Linked DNA regions of Homo sapiens: region 2 is linked to region 1. Evidence: read pairs that join two places in POLR2A ChIA-PET (ENCODE). Cell type or tissue: A673. All regions are shown on one strand. Links, peaks and the distances in the headings refer to the core of each region. The heading gives the core; the rest is flanking DNA.

Region 1 (6,510 bases), core at 1,457-5,456:
CATAGGTTTATTTTTTGTTTCTAGCTTTCTAATTTCTTTTCTAATTGTGTTGGTGAATACCAGCAGTAACTAATGTTACCTAGTAATTATGTAATCATGTTTAGTTTCTGACTTCAGAGGAATTATCTCTAGTATTTCCCTCATTAAACATACCGTTGACTTTGGGCTAAGATAGGTATATTTTATTACGTTGAAAATTGATATTTTTTGCTGTTTTGAGCAATAATAATTGTTGAATGTTATCAACATTTTCAGTGTCTGTTTTGCTCCTTCAGTCAATTATAATGGTACATTATTTCATTTTTCTAATACTGAGGACCTTGCATTCCTAGAAAATAAATCTATTTCCTCAGATATATGAATCTTTTAATGAGGTACTGAATTCTGCTTATTTGTGATTTACTTGGGATAGTTAATCTTCATATGTGGTATTTTTCTATAACTTTCTTTTCAGTACAGTCTTTATCAGGCTTTGACAGCAATAGTTTATTCACTTCATTAAAAATATGGATTTTTTTATTTTTGTTCTTGAAGAATTGAAATGTTCTTTAAAGATTTGATTGAATTCCTCTATATGAAAAACTGAATCTAGTGTGTTTACCTATTTCTTCTGTTCAAATTAACAAAATTATAAGTTTTATCTCTTCTGGGGTCAATTTTGATCAATTATTTTTCCTAGAAAATAACTGACTTAAATGAAATTTTCAAAATTATTTACATGAAGTTGGGTAAAACATAGGTAGATTTAAATTTTTCTATAATTATGTAGTTATTTCCCTTTTTCATTTTCTTATTTTATATATTTTGCTTACCTGTCTCTTCTCCTGAAATAGATATTTTTCTCTTTGTTTAGATTACCTGTTACCTTATTTATTCTATTATTTTGTAAAGTGCCAGCTTTTGGAAGTAGCTTAAGTTTGTGATTTTCAGTTTTCCAATTGATTAATTTCCAATTTTACTTACAATAATTTCTTCTTTATGCTTTTCCTCAGTGTAGTTTATTGCTGTTTTACTAACTTTTTGAATTGGATATCTAACTTATTTTATTCATGCATACTTATTGATATAAATATTTAAAACTGTGAATTTTCTTTTCCTCACTTCTTTGCCTATATTTTACATGTCAAGTTGTTTGAATCACTGTGTATTAATTATTGTTAAGAAATTATGATATTTTGATTATATGACATTATTGCTGGAGAAGTTGAATAAGAGAACTTTTAAAAAATCCCAGTTAGAAGGCACATTTTATTATTTGATTTTGTTGTTAAGCTTTATTCTTATTACATTGTGAAAAATGACTGTGTCTGCATTACCTCCTGGAACATATTGAGATTTTTCTCTATTGACCTATTCTATAGTTAAGTTTTTTAAATATCCCCTAGAAACATGGAAGAAATGTGCGTTCTCTATTTTCAAAGTATAGTTTGAGATACATCCATCTTATCTACCTGTGAATCATACTATTTTGTTTCCCACAATGTTCCACTTCCTCTATCAAAGATTGAAAGAGGTGAATTAAAGTCCCTTAGTGCTTGTGTTTCTTCTTTCCTTTTTATTTATCTCTTGTAATTTGTACTTTATAACGTGAGTGCCATTGGTATTTGATGTGTAGATAAGCATAATTATTAAAGACTCATGAGGTGCACACTATAGGATAAAACTGCCTTTCGTTATATTAAATCCTTATTTTTGCCTAAATTCTACTATTTTTAATGTTAAGACTCTTGCTTGTTTACTTTTTTTTCTTGTTTCTTTTCTTGTTTGTTTTATTTTGTTTCGTCAGTTTTTATCTTATTTTGTTTGGTTGGTTGGCTTTGTTTTTTGTTTTGTTGCATTTTTTAGCACAACTTTACTCAAACCTCTAATTTTCAATTTTACAGAATTACTTTGTCTTATGTTTTCTATATACCATACAGTTTGGTTTGTTTTTCTGATCCACTTCGAAATTCCTTCTTCTGAGAAATGAGTTAAGTTCCCTTCATCAATTAATATAAGAAATACGTTCATCTTATATCTACCATTTAGTTTTATGGGGTTTTTTTGGTTTTGTTTTTTGTTGTGTTTTGTTTTGTTTGAGAAGGAGTCTTGCTCTGTCACCCAGGCTGGAGTGCAGTGACACAACATTGGCTCACTGCCACCTCTGCCTCCCTGGTTCAAGCAATTCTCCTGCCTCAGCCTCCTGAGTAGTTGGGATTACAGGAGTGCACCACCACACCCAGCTAATTTTTTATATTTTTGGTAGAGACAGGGTTTCACCATGTTGGCCAGGCTGGTCTCGAACTCCTGACCTCAAGTGATCCGCCTGCCTTGCCCTCCCAAAGTGCTGGGATTATAGGTGTGAGCCACTACACCCAGCCTAGTTTTGTGTTTTTTTTTCTCTCTTTTTTCTGAGATTTTCTTTTATTGTGTAGTATTTTTTTTGCTTGAATTTTTGGGTATATTTATTCTGATATAGAAAAATGTTATGTATAATTGTACATAATCCCCTTTGTTCTTTGTTTCTTTAAACCATACATATTAATTTATTATTCTGAACAATGATAAAATTAGCACATTTCCTCTTCTCTGACCACCTATGTTTTAGGTAACAATATTATCTTTCTTAATGTTTATCTTTGTACACTTAAGTATGCCAATTCTCCTAATACCTTCGATTTTAAAAAATGGCCTTTGCCTAATATTTAGTGGAACTGTCAGCAAAACTATTCTACTACTCATCTTCTTTCTAACATCCTTCAATTGTTTGTTAGTTATAGCACTCCTACATGGTCTGAACACATGAGACTTAGAATTCATTTCTCTAATCTCCAAGTTTGTATTAGTGTTAATTCTAGAGTGAAATATATTCAATGTTTCCTGCCTTTTGTTTTAATCTTCCTAGTTATCCCTCAGCTAACATAAGTTTATCCTCTAAAAGATTCATCAGAAAGGGCTCATAAAAACTGCATTTCCTTAGTTCCTGAATATTCATAATTTTTGTACTGTTAAATTAAGTTTAGCTTAAAGCTGCCTGTTACATGTTTTAAGTTTGGCCCAAAGGTTTCTTCGTACATAGTGAACTGTAACCTAACTGGATATGTAAACTGACTATCCATTCTTGTACCAATAACAGAGTTTTGGTCAATCAAGGATGACCAACTGTTCAAACTATGTTCAAATAGGGCAAATGCCTGCTGTAATCAATCCCAGCTATTTCAGCACTTTGGTTCTGTTTTCTGTCCATAAATCCTCTCTAGCCGAGTGACAACGCCAGAGTCATTCTGAATCTATTCTGGCTGTGGGGAGAGGGATTGGCTGATTCTCAATTTGTTCTCTGCTCAGTTAAACTCTGTTAAATTTAATTTGCCTAAAGTTTTCCTTTTAATAGTCTATAGCTTGTATACTTGGACAGTTTTGCCGCATAGAAAATTCATAACATATTTTCTCTCCTTGACTTTTTTTTTTTTAAGATTTTCACTGTTACACTTTGACATGAAATTCTGCTGTAGAGGAATTTGAGAACTGACTAATTCCTTTATACGAACTTTTGAAAATGTTTTAAAATATTTACACCTCACAGATTTACTTGGTTATATTTCAGTATTGATCATTCTAGGTCTATGTTTTCTATCATGTGGTGTGAACTTTTGACATAGCTATTTAAGTCATTTTTTTTTTTTTTTAATGTAATCTCACTCTGTTGCCCAAGCTGGAGTGCAGTGGCGTGATCTCAGCTCACTGCAACCTCTGCCTCCCAGCTTCAAGCAATTTTCCTGCCTCGGCCTCCCAAGTAGCTGGGACTACAGGCACCTAACACCATGCCAGGCTAATTTTTGAATTTTTAGTAGAGACAAGGTTTCACCATGTTTTTGACCAGACTGGTCTCAAACTCCTGACCTCAAGTGATTGACCTGCTTCGGCCTCCCAAAGTGCTGGGATTACAGGCGTGAGCCACCACACCCAGCCTTTAAGTCATTTTTATTTAGATAAAATTTTATTAAATTACATTTTTTTTTTTGAGACGGAGTTCCACTCTTGTTACCCAAGCTGGAGTGCAACGGCACAATCTTGGCTCACTGCAACCTCCGCCTCCTGGGTTCAAGCGATTCTCCTGCCTCAGCCTCCCAAGTAGCTGGGATTACAGGCATGGACCACAATGCCTGGCTAATTTTGTATTTTTTTCTTTTTTAGTAGAGATGGGGTTTCTCCATTTTGGTCAGACTGGTCTTGAACTCCCAACCTCAGGTGATCAGCCCACCTTTGCCTCCCAAAGTGCTGGGATTATGGGCATGAGCCACTGCACCCGGCCTTAAATTTTTTTTTCACTTTTCCATTTTTAAAAATTTTCATCTTAGAGACACCAATTATGCCAATGTTGAATCTCCTTTGCCATTCTTTTCTAATTACAGCAAAATATATATGCCTCTACATATTTTTAAAAATTACATTTATTTTTACAATTTCTCTCATTTCTTCCTCTATGTCCTTTATTGTGTTTTTCATGAAACATGTCATCCACTGTGTTTCTTACAATTTTGTTTTCGTTTCTTTGATGGCTATTTTTCTACTTTCTAAGATGTGACCCCTCATACTTTGTGTTCTCATATTATCTTGCCATCTCTTTCTTGCATTCTTACTTTTTTTTTTAATTCTTTATTTGTAGAGGTGATACTTTGTGTATGTTTTTCTTTCAATGTGCAGTAAAATATTTGGTCACAATGTTTTTCTACTCTATGGAAACATTTTTTTCCAGTCAATATTCATCCTTTGTTAGCAGTTTTGATGCTCTTTTGCTTCATTTATTCTTAAAGTACCTTTATGTTTATTTAGTACTTGGTCTCATTTTTCTTGGTTATCATTGAATCCCTGGGCTGGCTATTTGCAGGAAGCCCTTTTAATCTGGGGAGGAGTGTTCTTTATGGGAGAGGGGCTGACTAGCAGATATTTACAATGCAATCTGTGATGCTGCAGAAAAGATAAATTCTTGCAAATGTGGCTCATAGGTACAATTTTTTTCATTTTTTAAATTTAAGTTTTAATGTGTTTCAAAAATTGACAGTGTAAGCATCATGTACAACATTAATGTTTTGAGGTATACAGACATTCTGGAATGCTTACATCTAGCTAACAAATTTATTACCTCACATAGTTATCATTGTTGTGGTGACAACACTTATCCACTCTCTCTGCAGTTTTTGAGACTATATCGTCATTAACTATAGCCACCTTGTTGAAGGTACAATTCTGGATGAGGTCCCTGTCCCCTGCTTTCCTCTACCAAATTCATTCTGTGACAGCTTCTGCCAGCATCTCTGCTTAAACCTGTTCCCACATCCAGTGTCGTAAACAAAGAATCTAGTATCTGCTCTCCTGGGCATATCTCTCACCTTCAGGAAATGCTGGTACATTCTGAAATAGCTGCCCCCCTACCCCCACTTCTCCATGGCTCTGCTCTTCACTTCTTGCATCATTTCTTCCTGCTCTCAGTCACTTTTAGTAACCCTTAACACATTCTTTTCAGATCTGGTGAATTATATATGCTTAGATTTTTTTTAATTTTGAGGAACGGATTTTGATATGTTCCAAAATGATAACAATAAATGTCAGTTTATAAAGTCCTATTCATTCCGGGGCCTATAGGATAGCCTTTTAACCAAATCCTCTATCTCCTTTCTCTGCCCCCCGTCAGTCCATCTTATATGTTGGCATTATGTGCTAATCTTTTGAAACACAGGTCTTTCTAAAGATCAGCTTATCTGTCTACTCAAAAGTATGTAGAATCCTACTGAACTCAAACTCTTTTTTTTTTTTTTTTTTTTGAGACAGAGTCGCTCTGTCGCCCAGGCTGGCGGGCAGTGGCGGGATCTCGGCTCACCGCAAGCTCCGCCTCCCGAGTTCACGCCATTCTCCTGCCTCAGCCTCCCGAGTAGCAGGGACTACAGACACCCACCACCTCGCCTGGCTAATTTTTTGTATTTTTTAGTAGACACGGGGTTTCACCGTGTTAGCCAGGATGGTTGCAATCTCCAATCTCCTGACCTCGTGATCCGCCCGCCTCGGCCTCCCAAAGTGCTGGGATTACAGGCGTGAGCCACCGCGCCCAGCTGAACTGAAACTCTTTAACCTGCCATGCAAAGCTGCCTGACATATGGCTCTCACCTAAGCTTGCAGCAGCCTTGCTCACTATGTCTGCTCTCCTACTCTGTGTTCCCCATTCAGTCTCTTCTTGCAGACTTCTTTATTTTGTGCTTGCCATTTCTTAATGCAAAAATCTCTTCCTCTCCTTTTATCTTTATATGAATACATCCTACCACTGAACCCTCAGCTGAAATAATTTTTGTCTTGCTCTATACTTTTCCGTACTTACCGTAGAGTCTTTGTCTTTTCTCTGACATTATCGTGATATTCACATTTATTGTCTTTTCTCCTACCACAAAGTCTCCAGAGAAGACAATCCTGCCTGATACATCTTAGTTTCCCACAAAACATTCAGCACAATGAAAATACTCCATAAATATTTTCATAAAT
Region 2 (6,510 bases), core at 1-4,000, 880 kb after region 1:
GTCAAGGAAGTTTGTTGAATCCTGCCCTCACGCGTACCTTTGCTAATTTCTTTCAGAGCCACTATCATCCAGAGATCCTGCAGTTCTTCTACGCAAATAAAATTCTGTAAGCGCAGAGCAGCAGGGAAATGGTTCTGTATGAGTGCATTGCTGAGCCATCATGTTCCCCTGTTTTATCTCACTGGATGCCTCTTCTCACTGCTTGCCTCTTGGGATTGTAATGGGAAAGAGGGTGCTGGGAGAGCAATCAAAGGCAAAAATAATACATGGAATTGTATGATTTTATCTAAAGTAAAATTCTAGACTGCTTTCACTTATTTCATTTCCTCCCCATACAAATTTGATGAGCAGGTACACACTTTCTTTAAAACATTCCAAGTGTATATAGATTCAGTGCTTATTTCTCAGCTTTTTCTTTCTTAAGTTCATCTCTGTCACCTAGCTTTTATTTTTAATACTCAATTTCTGAGGCTTAGGAGAATACTTGTTACCTTAAGCGTTTTTTTGTTTTTTTGTTGTTGTTGTTTTGTTTTTTTTTAGTGTATTTGCTATTGATACTTTGCTATTGATACCTTTACTTGCCAAGATTTATTTAAAGTTGGCCAAGATACCAAGAAGGTGGCTTGCAGGGGCATCTTTGGCTTCTCATAATTTTAAACAGTCATTGCTTTCAAGATCATGCTAAACAAGAATTAATAGAGAGAAAAAAATCTATAAAGCATGTGTTGAAAATCCTCAGGCTCATGATAACTTACGGGATAACAATAGTAGGTAACACCGAGTGCTTACAATTCAGTGGGCACGGTCAAAGTGCTTTTTGTAAGTTCTATTTAATACTTGCGACAACCCTGAGATAGTAAGTATTATTATTGTTCTCATTTTATAGATGAGAAAGCTAACACATAGGGAAATTAGGTAACTTTCCCCAGATAACTCAGTAAACAGTGGAGCTGGAATTCAAACATGTACGGTCTGACTTCTTGAGCCCATACTCAATAATCATGCCATCCTGCCTTTCCATGGAATAACTGATGGATGGTTAGAAATGTTAAAAACAAAGCAAATGCAAACATCTCTGCTTCTGCTCCTCTACTAAGCCCAGTTAACTTTTGATTTTATATGTACTAAGTATACATTTTTATTAATTTATGTGAGCTGAGTGTTTTTATTAATTACTTTTTGGCTATTAATGTCAATTATTTTGGTGATCAATCCTAGTTATCCAAGGAGTCACATCACTCGTAAAAATTACAAGAAAAATCTCTAAGTCCCTCTCACCCTCCCTCTAACCAGATTGCATCCCAAGCTTCTATAGAAACTCTGGTACCACCCCTGAATTCAGTATCCAGGCCACACCCGGAGCGTTTTGTTCAAGACAATTTAAAACACGGGGGATTATAAAAGCTATAGCTGGATCTTAAGTGGCATTCTGAGAATGAGGAACTCAATTTTCTGCTGTAGCTCCCAGGGACAGGGTGGTGTGACACAGATGCGGGGATGAGGAGAGACCTAGGCGAGATGAGGATGTGGGAGATGGCAGACAGAGTGGCAAGTGCCAGGCAGGAATGGATTTTCTTCCTTCCTGTTCTGAATCTGAAGAACATGACAGCAAGAGATTTTAGGAGGGACACAGGCTCACGAGCAAATGGGTGGTTCTGAGCTGTAAGCCCCCTGCCCCTCCCTAGCACCCACTCCCCGGATGCTGGCCTCTTTGAAATTTTGTTGCAAGGTTGGTTTAAACTTGATGCAGTTCCATTAAGTGATCAGTGAGTGGTCTGAGAAATGGCTGCATGTGGCTGGCATTCAAAAAGGTGGGGATAGGGTGAGATGGGTGGGGTTACGTGCTCTGGAGTAGAAAAACCTATGCAGTTAATGTCCCTCTGTCGGTTAAAATTGTGGAAGATGCGGTTGGATTATTTGACTTTAAGATTCAATGGTAGGCTTTTATTTTGGTGGCCCCCAATGAGTCATGCCTCCTGATACTCATGTCTTTATTTAGTCCCTTCTGTTTGAATCTGGGCTGCCTTTGTGACTTGCTTTAATCAGGAGATTGTGATAAATGGCACTGTGCCGGGCATAGAAACCCTGGCAGTTTCCTCGTTTGAATTGTGGGGGAAGCCAGCTGCCACATAAGGAGTTGAACTACCAGGAACAAATGAGAGTGCCTGAGATCACCATGTGAAGGAGAACGGAGACACCCAACCCACAGCAGAGTCTGAGGCCCGGACACATGACACAAGTTGTCCCTTCCAGCCAGACCCGAGCTGTTGAAGCTACTCCAGCTGACACCATACGGAAAAGAGACGAGCGTCTCCATCAAGCCTGTGTCAGTTGCAGAAGCATGAACAAAGAATCAAATGATTGTTGTTTTAAGTCATTAACCTTTGGGATAATTTGTCACACTGCAATAAGTAACCAGAGAAGATTCCTTATTATTAACTGTTGTCTTGGCTAATTTTGTTTTGCTCTTCATAAGTCCTCTTTGAGTTTAAATTCTATTTCCAGAAATTTATGTTATCATGAAATTTGGTGGCAAGAGCAAGGGACTATGTTTTTTTGTTTGTTTGTTTCTGTTTCTCACCATACCTACCACAGAGCCTGGCCATGTGATTAAGGAACATTTGCTGAATGACTAAATGATTCCAAATTGTAGAGGGAATAAAGTCCAATGTCCAGTCTGCCATTTCAGGCTTTCAACCTTCGTTTTCTTCTGTTACTCTCTTTGCTTCAGACAAGTTTGGGTCCTTTCTCTTCTCTCAACATGTCTTGTTCTCCTATACCCCCTCACCTTTGCTCAGTCTGCTATTTCTGTGTTGAGTCCCCTCCCTGCTCACCTGTACACACCCACCTGGAATCACATGCACACACACACACACACATTTCACGTGTATCTCTTATCTGTACTCCAATGCCTAGGTCAAAGTCCTGATCCCCCCAATCAGGGGAGAGCTCAAGTCTCTGAATTCCCAGAACATTCTAGCAATATTATACCACTTATATCTTATCTGAAAAGTTTTTTTTTGTATATGGCTTTATGTTTTTTTTTTTATCCTGTTAGATTGAAACTACAGAAGGCAGGGCTGTATCTTGTACATCATTGTATCTCCCCGGTGACTGCAAAAGTACTCTGTAAATGAATGTTGATTAGGGGGAAAAATGTCAGAAAGTCATCTGAAGCTGTCATTCCTTACTGGGAGGAGCCCATTTTGACAAATGAGGGTCACCAATTTCATTCCTTATAACCAATGTACAGGTTACTTTTATGCTTGTGCATTTCAAGTTTCCCCTTCCCCACGTTTATCTGAATGCCAACCCAAAGGTAATGTTTTGACATTTCTTAATTTTGAACATTAATTTTGAACCTTATTGAGCAGTTGAATGAAAGAAAGAAAAAAGGAATGTTCAAGTGCCCCGACCCTCATGCTAAGTGCCCAGGGTAGAGCTTTGCTTGGTCCCTGTGTCTCTGGTGCTCATGAGATAGGTCTTTCTTTCTTTATTTTTATTTTTGAGATGGAGCCTCACTCTGTCACCCAGGCTGGAGTGCAATGACACGATCTCGGCTCACTGCAACCTCCACCTCCTGGGTTCAAGCGATTCTCCTGTCTCAGCCTCCTGAGTAGCTGGGATTACAGGTGCCTGCCACCATGGCTGGCTAATTTTTGTGTTTTTAGTAGAGACGGGGTTTCACCATGTTGGCCAGGCTGGTCTCAAACTCCTGACCTCAAGTGATCTGCTCACCTTGGTCTCCCAAAGTGCTGGGATTACAGGCGTGAGCCACCGCTCCTGGCTGAGATAGGTCTTTCTTAAAGGGGAGAGGGAAGTGGTGGAGAGAGAGGAGAGAAAATGACAAAGGAGGAGGCTGAGAATCTAACAGGTGTGACCAATTCTGCTACTGAATGAGAGCAGAAGCCTGTGAACTTCCAGTTAATAGACCACTTAATTGGGGGAACGCTTCACACGTTATAAAAAAGCACTAGAATGTTTTGAAAGCGAGAAACAACAGCTGTGTAGGGTAGCTAGCAGTTAGTGTTGTACAGAAGACAGATATTTGTGCATTTCTGCATTTTCTAAGTTTGCTGCAATGAGCATGTATTACTTTCATAGTTATAAAACACATGCAAAATGCCCTTTTAAAATGAAAAAAAAGTCCATGAGTGTAAGTGATATATATGCTTTGGAAAGCCTGGGACGGTCATTGTTTACTCTCAATAGTATGTGTTTGCCTTTGTCTTTTTGAGACATTTTGTTTTAATCTGTTGATGACAATAACCTGTTGATAATATAACTTGATAACAAATAAAATGACTTATGATTGATTATCATTTTATTTATGTGACTGAACTTACATTAATTTTGTCTGACCACAGTAGAGTAAATATTTTGTTCCTTTATTTACATGTTAAATGGTTTCAGGAAAACCCTGGGTTCTAGATAAAGCCAACACATCCTAATTTACTGAGGAGGGATGATTTGATATGCAAAGGCACCTATTATTTACCAAGTTAAGCACTTGGGAGTTAAGGCTCCCAAGCCAGACTTCTAAGATTCCTTATAATAAACACCAACCTAGAATTTCCCATGATGCTTCCTCGATTCCTACTGTCTGGAATACTTTCCAGTTCCTTGGTTCTATCAGCCATTCCCTGGACTGACTCCAAATGCCCTCTTCTTCAGAGGTAGAGCAGAGCTGCTGGAAGAATGCAGCCTGGCTCTGCCATTTAGCCAAGTGTGGGCAAGTCAGCGCACCAAGCCTCAGTGTGCTGATATGTGAAATGGAGACAATAACCCAATGTATAGAATTGCTGGGCTGCAAAGATTCAATTAAGTCACACTGAGCACTTGGCAGAGTGCTTGGTACATAGAAGGTGCTCAGGAAATGTTATTTTTGTTCCTCATTCCTAACAAACTCTCCAGACATTATTTCTTCTCTTCTTGAAGCTGCCCAGGTCTTCAGACAGGTCCATTGGTAATTTGAGCATTACCCTGATCCACCAGTCCTGGAGGTAGCCTCCGTATCCTTTATTAGTTCTCCAAGAATGTGGCTTTGAGCCTTGCCTGACATGGGTGTTCAGTAAAGATTGGTTGAATTCTTCGAGTTGCAAATGCTGGCATTTTGACCAAGTAGGAATCTGTCACCTGATAGGTTTTGGAATTTTAATACAGATAAGAATCATAGCAATGAGAATAGCAAGTGGTTCTTTCCCTCTCGGCCCTTTGGGGTGCTGTGATTGCTCAGAGCGGGAGCAGTGCATTTTTATGCTCTAGAGATGGTTTCAATAGGCCCTGTTCATTCCATCCTAATATTCCCAACAGCTCTGTTAAGAATTCTGTATTGTATCTTTTAAGCAAGCTCTTGTTAATAATTAACACCCCACCTTCTTTTTCCAAGGGTGATGCTATTAATCATGTTCCTTTCAAGCAGATGAATTTCCTACAGCAGTTTGCAAATGTTAACCAGGTAATGGCCCAAATGTCTCCCGCAAGAAGGAAATGTTTTTCAGAAATGCGGATCAGAGAGTTAAAAATGTCATTTCCTAAGCGACACTGCTAGAGGCACATGCCTCTGCCACAGCAAAAATGCAATCAGAAATCCAAAGCTTTTCAACCTGCCTGCCTGACTGCATCAGCAGATATAACCAGCCGCTGGAAGAGGAGAGAAGCTCAATTCTCAAATGTGACATCATGCGGGCTGAAAGGACACTACATTTGGTATCAGAAGACCCGGCTTCATAGTCTGACTCTATCATTTACTAGCTGGTTATCTTGAGCAAGTCACATAACCTCTCAGAGCCTTGGGGTCTTCATTTGTCAAGTGGAGGTAAAACCCACAGCACAAGTTACTCTGATGATCAGATGAGACAGTCCATGTAAACTGTGGACCATTACTCCCAAATGGAGTGTTCCTGTTTACATGGTAGCCACTCATGATTGGAGCCTATTTATACAAGGTGGAGGATGGAGGGAATGAAATAAGATGTTAACACAGATCTCAATTTATTTATTTATTTGAGATAGAGTCTCACTCTGCTGCCCAGGCTGGAGTTCAGTGGCGCTATCTCGGCTCACCGCAAACTCCGCCTCCGAGGTCCAAGCAATTCGCCTTCCTCAGCCTCCCAAGTGGCTGGGATTACAGGCACATGCCACCACGCCTGCTAATTTTTGTATTTTTAGTAGAGACGGGGTGTTGGCCAGGCTGGTCTTGAACTCCTGACCTCAAGCGATCCGCCCATCTTGGCCTCCCAAAGTACTAGGATTACAGGCGTGAGCCACTGTGCCCAGCGTACTTGTGGCCAGGTGCCACAGATTTTAATTTAAAATAAATAATAAAATAAATAAATAATAAACAATAAAATAACATAAATAAATAGTATAAATAAAAATAAATAAAAAATAAAAGCACCAAGTAATCACTATGCATAAATATCTTAAAAATATAAATGCAATAAGATTAGGTAGATACATTGTTTTACATAAGGCTGTTTGTTCCAGATACTAAGTACCCATTACATG

What was found. Peaks named below come from ENCODE experiments on the same cell type or tissue, not always from the same donor. Only the 100,000 strongest peaks of a DNase experiment are listed, where the experiment ranks them.
Region 2: POLR2A ChIA-PET joins it to region 1 with 5 read pairs; 2 of 35 experiments call an interaction of 5 or more read pairs at or near these places.

Annotation. Positions count from the first base shown.
Region 1 is chr18:51,669,787-51,676,296 of GRCh38, reverse strand. No RefSeq gene overlaps it. Among named protein-coding and RNA genes, the nearest start is that of LINC01630, 280 kb to the right of the region's middle. In A673, for the core only: no CTCF peak of the experiment used is centred there; no DNase peak of the experiment used is centred there; H3K27ac peaks cover 1,414 bases.
Region 2 is chr18:50,792,937-50,799,446 of GRCh38, reverse strand. It overlaps MRO (maestro), which reads left to right. Exons shown (of 8, transcript NM_031939.6): 8 at 57-4,317. The coding sequence ends at 110. Among named protein-coding and RNA genes, the nearest start is that of MRO, 24 kb to the left of the region's middle. In A673, for the core only: no CTCF peak of the experiment used is centred there; no DNase peak of the experiment used is centred there; H3K27me3 peaks cover 3,479 bases.